2 separate regions of the Homo sapiens genome follow, and region 2 is linked to region 1. A link is an interaction called in ENCODE POLR2A ChIA-PET data of the cell type or tissue named here. Cell type or tissue: A673. All regions are shown on one strand.

What was found. ChIA-PET counts read pairs that join two places held together with the same protein. Peaks named below come from ENCODE experiments on the same cell type or tissue, not always from the same donor. Only the 100,000 strongest peaks of a DNase experiment are listed, where the experiment ranks them.
Region 2: POLR2A ChIA-PET joins it to region 1 with 5 read pairs; 2 of 35 experiments call an interaction of 5 or more read pairs at or near these places.

What each region holds. Positions count from the first base shown.
Region 1 is chr1:229,588,702-229,593,701 of GRCh38, reverse strand. It overlaps TAF5L (TATA-box binding protein associated factor 5 like), which reads left to right. Exons shown (of 5, transcript NM_014409.4): 5 at 1-568. Among named protein-coding and RNA genes, the nearest start is that of ABCB10, 32 kb to the right of the region's middle. In A673, no CTCF peak of the experiment used is centred here; no DNase peak of the experiment used is centred here.
Region 2 is chr1:230,124,381-230,129,380 of GRCh38, reverse strand. All of the region lies in intron 1 of GALNT2 (polypeptide N-acetylgalactosaminyltransferase 2), which reads right to left. Among named protein-coding and RNA genes, the nearest start is that of GALNT2, 60 kb to the right of the region's middle. RefSeq lists silencers at 2,127-2,206, 4,865-5,000 and an enhancer at 2,085-2,379. In A673, no CTCF peak of the experiment used is centred here; a DNase peak (open chromatin) is centred at 2,140; H3K27ac peaks cover 3,426 bases.

The sequences.
Region 1 (5,000 bases):
CTGCTTTTAATCTTTCAGGTTTGACTCCTGGCACTGGTTTTGATACTTGGAATTTTGAGGTTCAGGGAATTCAGAGAATTTGGTAGCACAGTGTATTGGGAGAAAGGGAAATTTCGGGTGACAGATTGATCACCCTGGCTGACATGTTTCTGGAAGTGGGTGGGTGGGTTTGATTGAGAACACTTTGGGCTCCTGCAGTGATGGTGGGAAAGAAAAATTCTTTCCAAAGCTGCACTTCTCTTAATAATTCTCTCCCCTCAAAAGAAAGATTATGATAAAGAATAATTTGGAGTAATAAGTAACAAGATAGAATTAGAAAAATGTTGAATTTCTGAATGACCATTCAGAGGTGTGGCTTTTTCCACGTCTTTTTCTCCTGCAATGAACTGCTCCCACGTCCTGCACTGCAATACCAGTCTAATGAACACTTTGTGAAACAAATCGTAAGTATGTACGCACGCATATCAAACTATGCTCTGAGGATAAAGCAAGTTCTAATTTGTGGAAAAAGGATTAAATATTTCTGTTTTCTGAAAAGAGTTATTTTGTATTTTGTTTTCTATTAAAATGTATTTAGTTTCAAAAAAAAAAGTGTTGGCATCTCATTTCATCTCTGAGGACAGGCGGGTGAGTGTTCTGTCCTGGGATGGTGTGTCTCTCTCACCTCTCATCAGGGCAATAACCCGTCGGTTACCTAGGCCACACTGTCCCCAACGAAGGTGCATTTTTATCTGTTCTTGGGTTCTGTTTAGCTTACTTTGAATCATGATTCCCTTAGTATTCACTTGGATTATTGATGGCATTTAATGCTGTTTGTACATCCAAGATTGATAGTTGCTGACTGGAGACCACATATATTTCACCATCTAGAGTCATTTGATGAGATCCTACTTTGCACTTCCTTCAAAGACCCCACTATAAAATCTCCAAGGGGCATAAGAACTGGACTGTTCAATAAACTCAAACTATGTATTGAACAATTCCAGATAAAGGACTCGTTCAAAGTAAAGTGAACTTCAAAACATAATTTTCTCAGCCGGGTGTAGTGGCTCACTCTTGTAATCCCAGCACTTTGGGAGGCCAAGGCAGGCAGATTACCCAAGGTCAGGAGTTTAAGACCAGCCTGGCCAACATGGCAAAACCTCATCTCTACTAAAAATATAAAAATTAGCCGGGCGTGGTGGCGGGCACCTGTAATCCCAGCTACTCAGAAGTCTGAGGCAAGAAGAATCGCTTGAACCTGGGAGGCGGAGGTTGCAGTGAGCTGAGATCGAATCACTGCACTCCAGCCTAGGAGACAGAGCGAGACTGTCTCAAAAAAAAGAAAAAAATAATAATTTTCTGACAAGGACACCAAGAATCATTAGGAAATTAAGTAGGAAGACTAGAATTCTATGCCAGTTTTTTTTTTTTTTACTTGAACCTACAATGCTGATTAATCAGAAATGTTTCTTATTTATAAAATCCATATATTTGAGACACTGGAAGAAGGGTCCTTTGGTAGTAGCCTGATGGCATCACCTTCCGTGTGTTCTGCACGTAAAGCCTAGAGTTCAAATGTGTTCTGATCTGTAATAAGCAAACTCTTAGGTGAGATGCTGTGGTATATTACCAGAAACAACAAAATCTCTAAGTTGGACAGAATTATTCTCTGAAGTGAAAGTACATCTCTGACAGGATGATTTGGAAAGGTTTTGTGTGTGTTTGTGGGTTAGCGCAGAGAGATTGCACTCTTTTCTCCAAAGGGTAGGCATGCAGGACTTGCACCATTTTGTAGACGACATACTTAATGCGCAGCAACGCTCTGTTACTCGTCCATATCTGACATGGAATAGTCACAGGTCTTGAATATGCTCCATAGATTCAGTATCCTTAGGTTCTAGCAGGAGGGTGTAGCCATGGAGATAGAAAAATATTTTTTAAAAACCTCCAAAAAAGAAATAAGGATATTTAATAAGCATGTAGGTAATAGTTACCATGGGCTAGAAACTGCTCCAAGTGGTTTATGAAAATTAACTTATTTTATCTCAAAAACCCTCTGAGGGGAGTGTATTTTTAACCCCATTTCACAGATGAGGATTCCGAGGCACTGAAGGATTAAGTCACTTGCCAAGGGTCACAGCTGGTTGTCGAGGAAGCCAGATTTTAACCTGGGCATTCTGGCTGCAGAGCTCCTGCTTTTATCCCTACTCTGTTGTCTGCCTTCATTCCTGCAGTACCAGGTAAAGACGGAACTGTGGTTAGGAGTAACTAAATGTTCCCAGCCAAAGTTACGAGACTCTTGCTTCTCTCTGCCCAATAAACTAGCAGCAACAAACAGGATCAGGACCTGGCAGTAAGAATAGACCTAAACAATATATGGCAAAAAGAAACTTCAGGCCATGTGTGGTGGCTCACGCCTGTAATCCCAGCACTTTGGAGGCCGAGGCGGGCGGATCACCTGAGGTCAGGAGTTCGAGACCAGCCTGGCCAACATGGTGAAACCCTGTGTCTACTAATATTAAAAAATTAGCTGGACCCACTTGGTGACGCATGCCTGTAATCCCAGCTACTTGGGAGGCTGAGGCAGGAGAATCACTGGAACCTGGGAGGCGGAGGTTGCAGTGAGCCGAGATCGTGCCACTGCACTCCAGCATGGGCAACAGCGAGATTCCGTCTCAAAAAAAAAAAAAAAGAAAGAAACTTCAGAATATTCTGTTACTCTGAACCACAATGATAAATCTCTAAAATGTGTATAAGGTGCGGAAGTGTTTAACCAGCTGAGGCCACGCATGGTGGCTCACACCTATAATCCCAGCACTTCGGGAAGCCAAGGCAGGATTACTTGAGCCCAGGAGTTCAAGACCAGCCTGGGCAACATAGTGAGACCCTATCTCTACAAAAATTTTTTAAAAAATAGCAGGGCGTGGTGGCTCACTACTGTGCCCCCAGCTACTTGGGAGGCTGAGCTGGGAGGATCACTTAAGCCTGGGAGGTTGAGCCAGCCGTGAGCCATGATGACACCACTGCACTCCAGCTTGAGAGACAGCACAAGACCATGTCTTAAAAAAAAGTTTTTTAATAAAATGTAAAAATAACCAGCTGAAATTTCTTAGAATGACAGACTCAGAAAATCAGACTGTAATGTTAATTTAGCAAGAGACTGGCCAAATGGAAGAAAATTAAAGCAATGAATAAAGATGAAATAGGGAACAATTTAAAGTTTTTGTATTCAAGATTCAGCTTCTAAGGATATGATTACCACCTTTCTGTTTGTTTTATTTACATGTTTAAAATGTCTTGGTGGCATAAGAAAATGTATTGAGCATGGCAGACTTCTGATTTTGCTGTTGCCCAGATGGGTGTTTAAGTGTACGGATTAAAAGATTAGTCTGTGCTTCAACTTGGCTCTCAGTCGCATATTTTAGAAAGGTGTTCATTATATACCCAGCCCAGACCAAAAATTCTTTTTTTTTTTTTTTTGAGACGGAGTCTTGCTGTGTCACCCAGGCTGGAGTCTAGTGGCGTGATCTCAGCTCATGCAACCTCCACCTCCCTGGTTCAAGCCATTCCCCTGCATCAGCCTCCCGAGTAGCTGGGATTACAGGTGCACACCACCATGCCTGGCTAATTTTTTGTATTTTTAATAGAGATGGGATTTCACCATGTTGGCCAGACCAGTCTTGAACTCTTAACCTCAGGCAATCCACCTGCCTCAGCCTCCCAAAGTGCTGGGATTACAGGAATGAGCCACCACACCTGGCCAAAAATTCATATTGACACCTCACATAGCAGCAAAGTTAGTCTGAAACTGCATTGGGCTAAACAGAAAGTCTCTATTATAGAATTTAAGGAACACACTTTTTTTTTTGGAGACGAAGTCTCACTCTGTCACCCAGGCTGGAGTGCAGTGGTATGATCTTGGCTTACTGCAATCTCTGCCTCCCGCGTTCAAGCAATTCTCCTGCCTCAGCCTCCCAAGTAGCTGGGATTACAGGCATGTACAATTATTACACCTAGCTAATTTTTGTATTTTTAGTAGAGACGAGGTTTCACCATGTTGGCCAGGCTGGTCTCAAACTCCTGACCTCAGGTGATCCACTTGCCTCGGCCCCCCAAAGTGCTGGGATTACAGGCATGAGCCACCATGCCCGGCCAGGAACACAAATGTTTCTTGTCAATTTGACTAATTGAAGGACAACTTATTAACTTACCTATGATCGACTGAAATCTCTAAAATAAATTTTTATTTATTTCATCTTTTTTTGAGACAGAATCTCACTCTGCCTGCCCAGACGAGTACCGTGGTGTGAACACGGCTCATTGCAACCTCCGCCTCCTAGACTCAAGTGATCCTCCCACCTCAGTCTCCCAGGTAGCTGGGACCACAGACTTGCACACCATGCTAGGCTAATTTTGTAAATTTTTGTAGAAGTGAGTCTCTCACTGTATTGCCCAGGCTGGTCTCAAACTCTTGGGCTCAAGCAATCCTCCCACCTCAGTCTCCCAAAGTGCTAGGATTATAGGCATGAGCCACCGCACCTAGCCTAAAAGAAATTTGTATATAAAAATGTGAGTTTCTACTATGAGTGAACATTGTATCTGTGGGTAGAAATACAGTGGAAAGCAAAACTGATACAGTCCCTGGCTTGAGTTTATAGTTTAGAGAAGGAGACAGGTTTTTGTTTTTGCTTTTGTTTGTTTGTTTGTTTATTTTGAGATGAAGTTTTGCTCTTGTAACCCAGGCTGGAGTGCAATGGTGTGACCTTGGCTCACTGCAACTTCCGCCTCCCAGGTTCAAGCTATTCTCCTGCCTCAGCCTCCCGAGTAGCTGGGATTACAGGTGTGCACCACCATGCCCGGCTAATTTTTGTGTTTTTAGTAGAGGTGGGGTTTCACCATTTTGGTCAGGCTGGTCTTGAACTCCTGACCGCCAGCGATCCACCTGCCTCGGCCTCCCAAAGTGCTGGGATCATAGGCGTCAGCCACCGAGCCTGGCCGAGAGACAGATATTAATCAAA
Region 2 (5,000 bases), 540 kb before region 1:
ACGCCTCTGCATTCTAGCCTGGGTGACAGAGCAAGATCTCATCTCTAAAAAATAAAATAGTAAGAGTTAAATTTGTGGATTTTCTACCCCACTAACAAACAGGTTATAGGACAGGAAAGAAAAAAGTCTAAAGAAACAGAAAAATTCGCAGCATATCTGCAGTCAGAATTTGGCTTTGAATCCTGGCAACACAATCTATTTTGAGCAAGAGACAAGTTTTGCTAATTCCTAATGAGCCAGATTAGAAACAGACTACAAACGAACAGCAAACTCATCATAAAATTATGAGAGAGCCCGAAATACACCGAATGACTGATGCGTCGCTAGCGGCGGCATTTGGCCACTGAGTAAAAGCAGGGTGTGTGCTTCACAAGTGTCGCGGGGGCTTCAGGAAGAAGGAGCTGGTGGAAGTATTGCTGATAATCCAGAAAATCCTCTCCACTGACTCAAACATCCACAAAGTGCCAGGCTGAGCTGCTCTCAACAGTGCTGAGGCATGAGATGTCCCCGAACCAGAAAGCGCAGGTGCCCTGGATGGGGCTCGGGGCACCCCACATATAGGAAGATGGGGGCTTAGGAAGGCTGTCCTGAGCTGATGCTCTGGCAGAAAGAGGAACTTCCAAGAGAAGAGGAGACTGGAGCAAGGAAGGCCCTGAAGACAGATGCCTCCCAGCCAACACTCAGGCTCTTGTGACACTCAGGAGAGACTAGCTTGGGGGAAAAAAGGAAAGCCTACCTCCCCCCAACCACCCCCGCCCCCGCCACACACACACCCTTATGAAAGTCCCTTCTCTAAGATCATTCCTGTTTTACTTTCTCCCTTACCTCCCTATCCAAAAGCCAGCAACTCCAGAGGCAACCCAGAAGCCAGTGGCTCCATCCCTGGTGCACAAGACCCAAGTGGCCCACTGAATTTAATAAGCAGCCATGCAGACGCTGGGCTCTGTGGCCTCCACAGAACAGAGCTTCGGGGAAGAGGCAGAGCCCCCCAAAACTCCAAGTGGCTGACGGCTTCAGGGCCACAAAATCCATATAACATCGGAGAACACACGCCTGCCCTTGTACACACCACGACAAGCGAAGGTCCTGTTTTCCTTCATAACCACACACACACACACACACATTCTCCAGCGCACTTGCATTTAGAAGTACCTGCACATGGTGAGTGCGATGTGACAGAGAGGCTATGCTATAGGACAGATGGCCCCAGATGGCCAGAAGAGTACTAAGAGGCCTTCTGGGGGCCTGACCATCCCTGGCCTCATGGGTATTGGTAAGGATTCAGACACCCTTCCTGCAGCCACCCAGCTGGTGATGAGAAACTCTAGAGAAGGAAAGAAAAGCTGCATTTGGGACAAATCATCCCATTCAGTCTGTGCCTGCATCCCCCACACAGCCCTTGGGGGCCGCTGGGATAGATGGCTCCTCAGAGGGCACCAAGGGCCACAGCGGCTGGCTTCACAGGGAGGACTGAGGGGAGGTTCCGTCTTGGCCTGTAAGACATCCCATCTTACATGCCACGTCAGCAATACCGTGGTAATGAGGAATGAGTTACAGTGCAACAATTCACACCTCAAAAGAGTTCACGCACCCAGGAGTGTTCTGATGAACTGAGCACGGGAGCGTATCACTGAGGAGGATTACAGCAACCACCACCGCGAGGGGCTCACATAGATCCAGCTCTTTAAAATTAAAAAAAAAAACCCTCGGCCGGCACAGTGGCTCACATCTGTAATCCCAACATTTTGGGAGGCCGAGGTGGGTGGATCACGAGGTCAAGAGATCGAAACCATCCTGGCTAACATGGTGAAACCCTGCCTCTACGAAAAATACAAAAATTAGCTGCGCATGGTGCCGCATGCCTGTAGTCCCAGCTGCTTGGGAGGCTGAGGCAGGAGAATCACTTGAACCCAGGAGGCGGAGGTTGCAGTGAGGCAAGATTGCGCCACTGCACTCCTGCCTGGTGAGAGTGCGATACTCCAACTCAAAAAAAAAAATCTATTCATAATGAATTTGAAATCAAACTACACTATTAAGAGAGTCTTCCACAGGGATGAAGGGGGAGGTGTCAGTTTATCACACAGCACCAGCTCAGGCGGGGCTCACAGCATTAAGAGAGTCTTCCACAGAGAAGAAGGGGGAGGTGTCAGTTTATCACACAGCACCAGCGCAGGCGGGGCTCACAGCAGGATTTAGGGTTGCTGCAAAGTCACTGTTTCCGAGTAAAGTAGGGTGTGTGGGTCACATGCCCCTGCCTCAGGCAGCAATGGGAGGGGGGGACGTTTGTTTAATGGGTTTTCCCCAGGTGCTAAAAGCAGTGCAAAATATTAACATCTATCCAAAAAAGAGGGGAGACGCTCCCCCCACCTCCATTCACCCACTACCAGGAAGAGGAAACCGCCAGACTGAGCAATTAGGTTGCAATTTTACAGGAATGGTTTAGGTCTGAAAACAAATGTCAGCCCCATAAATCCTTTTCTCCTCACTCCAAATCCTGAAGGGGACTATCGTCCTGGCCACTGCTGAACCTGCGCTGGGTGCAGTCACTCCTTGGCGTGCCTCAGTCTCTCCTCAGCAAAGTGTGCACGTGGGGTTATACGGGCTGGAACACTCTTACCCACCAAAATCTATGACCTCCAATGAGAAACTCCCACCATCCCTTTGTACAACTTTAGATTTTGTCAACATTGACATTTCCCATAGATGCGATATTACAATCCCATGCACACACTTTTCCGAGGAGAGACTGAGGTACGTGAGTGAGGCTGCCTGCGGGAGGATGGCCTTCTGAACCACTCTCATTCCCGCTCATGTTTCTACCCGCGAGGCAGGATGGAGGCGGGGGCCTCTCTTCCCACACCCCAAACCCTCTCGAGGCATCGGCATCCGTTAGTCCTCAACTGCAACCCCCTTATGATATAAGACAAAGGTCACTCTGTTCCCTGGTCTCCAGGTCTCAAGAATCCAGGCTTGCAACCTTCCATCCCTCCCTCTCAGAGCACCCCAGCGGGCCCCAAAAAGTGCATGGCTGCCCTCTCTCAGCTATACTCATCACCAGGCCCTTTCCACATTCTGCAGAGGGGTGCCTGCCCCCGCCGAACTGGCCCTGCCTGTGTCTCCACTCTGGGTGTTCCTACAGCCCTCTCCTAGCACAGCAACCCCACACTCCTGCTCTGGGAAGTTCCCATCACCATCTCCACAGCTCTGCTGGGGTTGCCCCCACACCCCTGCCCCCACACACTCATCTAGGGAACCTCATCATTCTTCAAGTGTGGCTCAGGGTTTCTGTTCCAAAAGGCCTCCCTGCTCCTCGCTCCTCTTTGGCTGTAGCCCACACACCGTCCTCTGAACTCTGGCCTCCCCATGCTTGAAGGGTCACTACCTGTCTGTGTGCTGCCTCCACCCAACCTCTGAGCACTGGGTGGGGAGCCACCTTCCTTCGTATATTCACATGGAATGAAGAGAGGAAAAGAAAGACAGGAGAGAGACATTGAAACTCTGCCAATAATCCTTTCTAGGAGTGGCACACATTCCAATCCTGGAGAAATGATGACATGAGGCATGGCAAGAGAGTTTTAAGAGAGTTCAGCTTTTCACTTAAACAGAGTACTGGGATGTCACTGTTGGAAAGTGCTCACAATTTCTCATCTAAGCCGAAGTTGTCTGTTCTCCTTCCTACCTTAACAGTTTCTCACTGCCTGAAGGCAGCTGCCAAAACCCCTCTAAGCAAGCAGCACTCTTACCCACCAAAATCTATGACCTCTGATGAGAAACTCCCACTATCCCTTTGTACAACTTCAGATTTTGTCAGCATTATTGACGAAATCCCACAGATACGATATTACAAGATACAAAATTTAAGACACGATCTTGGCTGAAAGACTCACGATCCAAACGCAGTAAACCTTTCATCTCTCCTTATTCACTCTGCCTTTAATTTAAAATATGTGACGCTGTCAAACACCAGCCAGGCCTCGCTACACTCCTGAGGGAGGGGTCGCTAGGAAACTGCAGAATTTGAGAAACACAGGGACATTCTAACCAGCTATTCCTTCTTTCTCCCCACAGCCCCCTCCCTTCTCTGGCCTGTACAACTTCCTTAGTCCCATCTCTGTTACTCTGATTGTGGGAAAGGGATCCTGCACTCTAATTGTGTGATGGGTTATTGCATCTTCATTTATGAATTCTCTAATCTGGTATTCACTTTCAAACACTTGGCCCTCTTTGGCAGCCAACAATGCATAACCAGGCTTGGGAAGCCTTCACATTTGACAAGAATAGAGAACAACCGCTTAGCGGAGACCAGGTTACACGTCAAATGGACTCTTTCCAGCTTCATCAACAAATAAAGCAAAATCTGAGTGCAGGGCTGAGTGTAGGCTGTTTGGTGGAAGAGAACAACACTCTTGAAAACAGCCAGCGGTGCAGACACCAGGGTGTGCTCCTCCAGTGTTTGGAGGGCTGATTAGTGCACAGTAACCACAGGGCCACAATCCTGAGTTACTAACCACATAGCTGGGTTCTCAGAGAGAAAGACCACATTCCCAGACAGGCCACACCACCCTAGTCTGCCATGGGGGTAATGCAGGTGGGACCATCACGGCAGGTCCCACCCGTCCCCATGACTCCATTTTGGTTGCTGAATTCATGAGAAGGACTCAGGCCAAAAGAAGGTGGGAGGTTCCAAGACTGTGGCTTTTATTTCTCCAAGGATCTGCAAAACTTCAGATTGTTCAGGAACAGCAGGAAAATGTACTGCCTTGGTTCCAAATCACTCCAATGAGAAGTGCTGCCTGCCTCCTCCAAATACCTGGAGCCAGGGAATTACTCCCATTAGGCCCCACCATAGTTATTTCTGGACATGATGCAACCTGAGAGATTTTTTCATGCCACAGGTAGATTTAGGGAGAACTCAATTATATTTTCCTTGCTTTTTAGTAACATTAACACGCCACTGGTGACAAGGGGACATTCCAGCTTGCCACAAGTCCAGTACGACC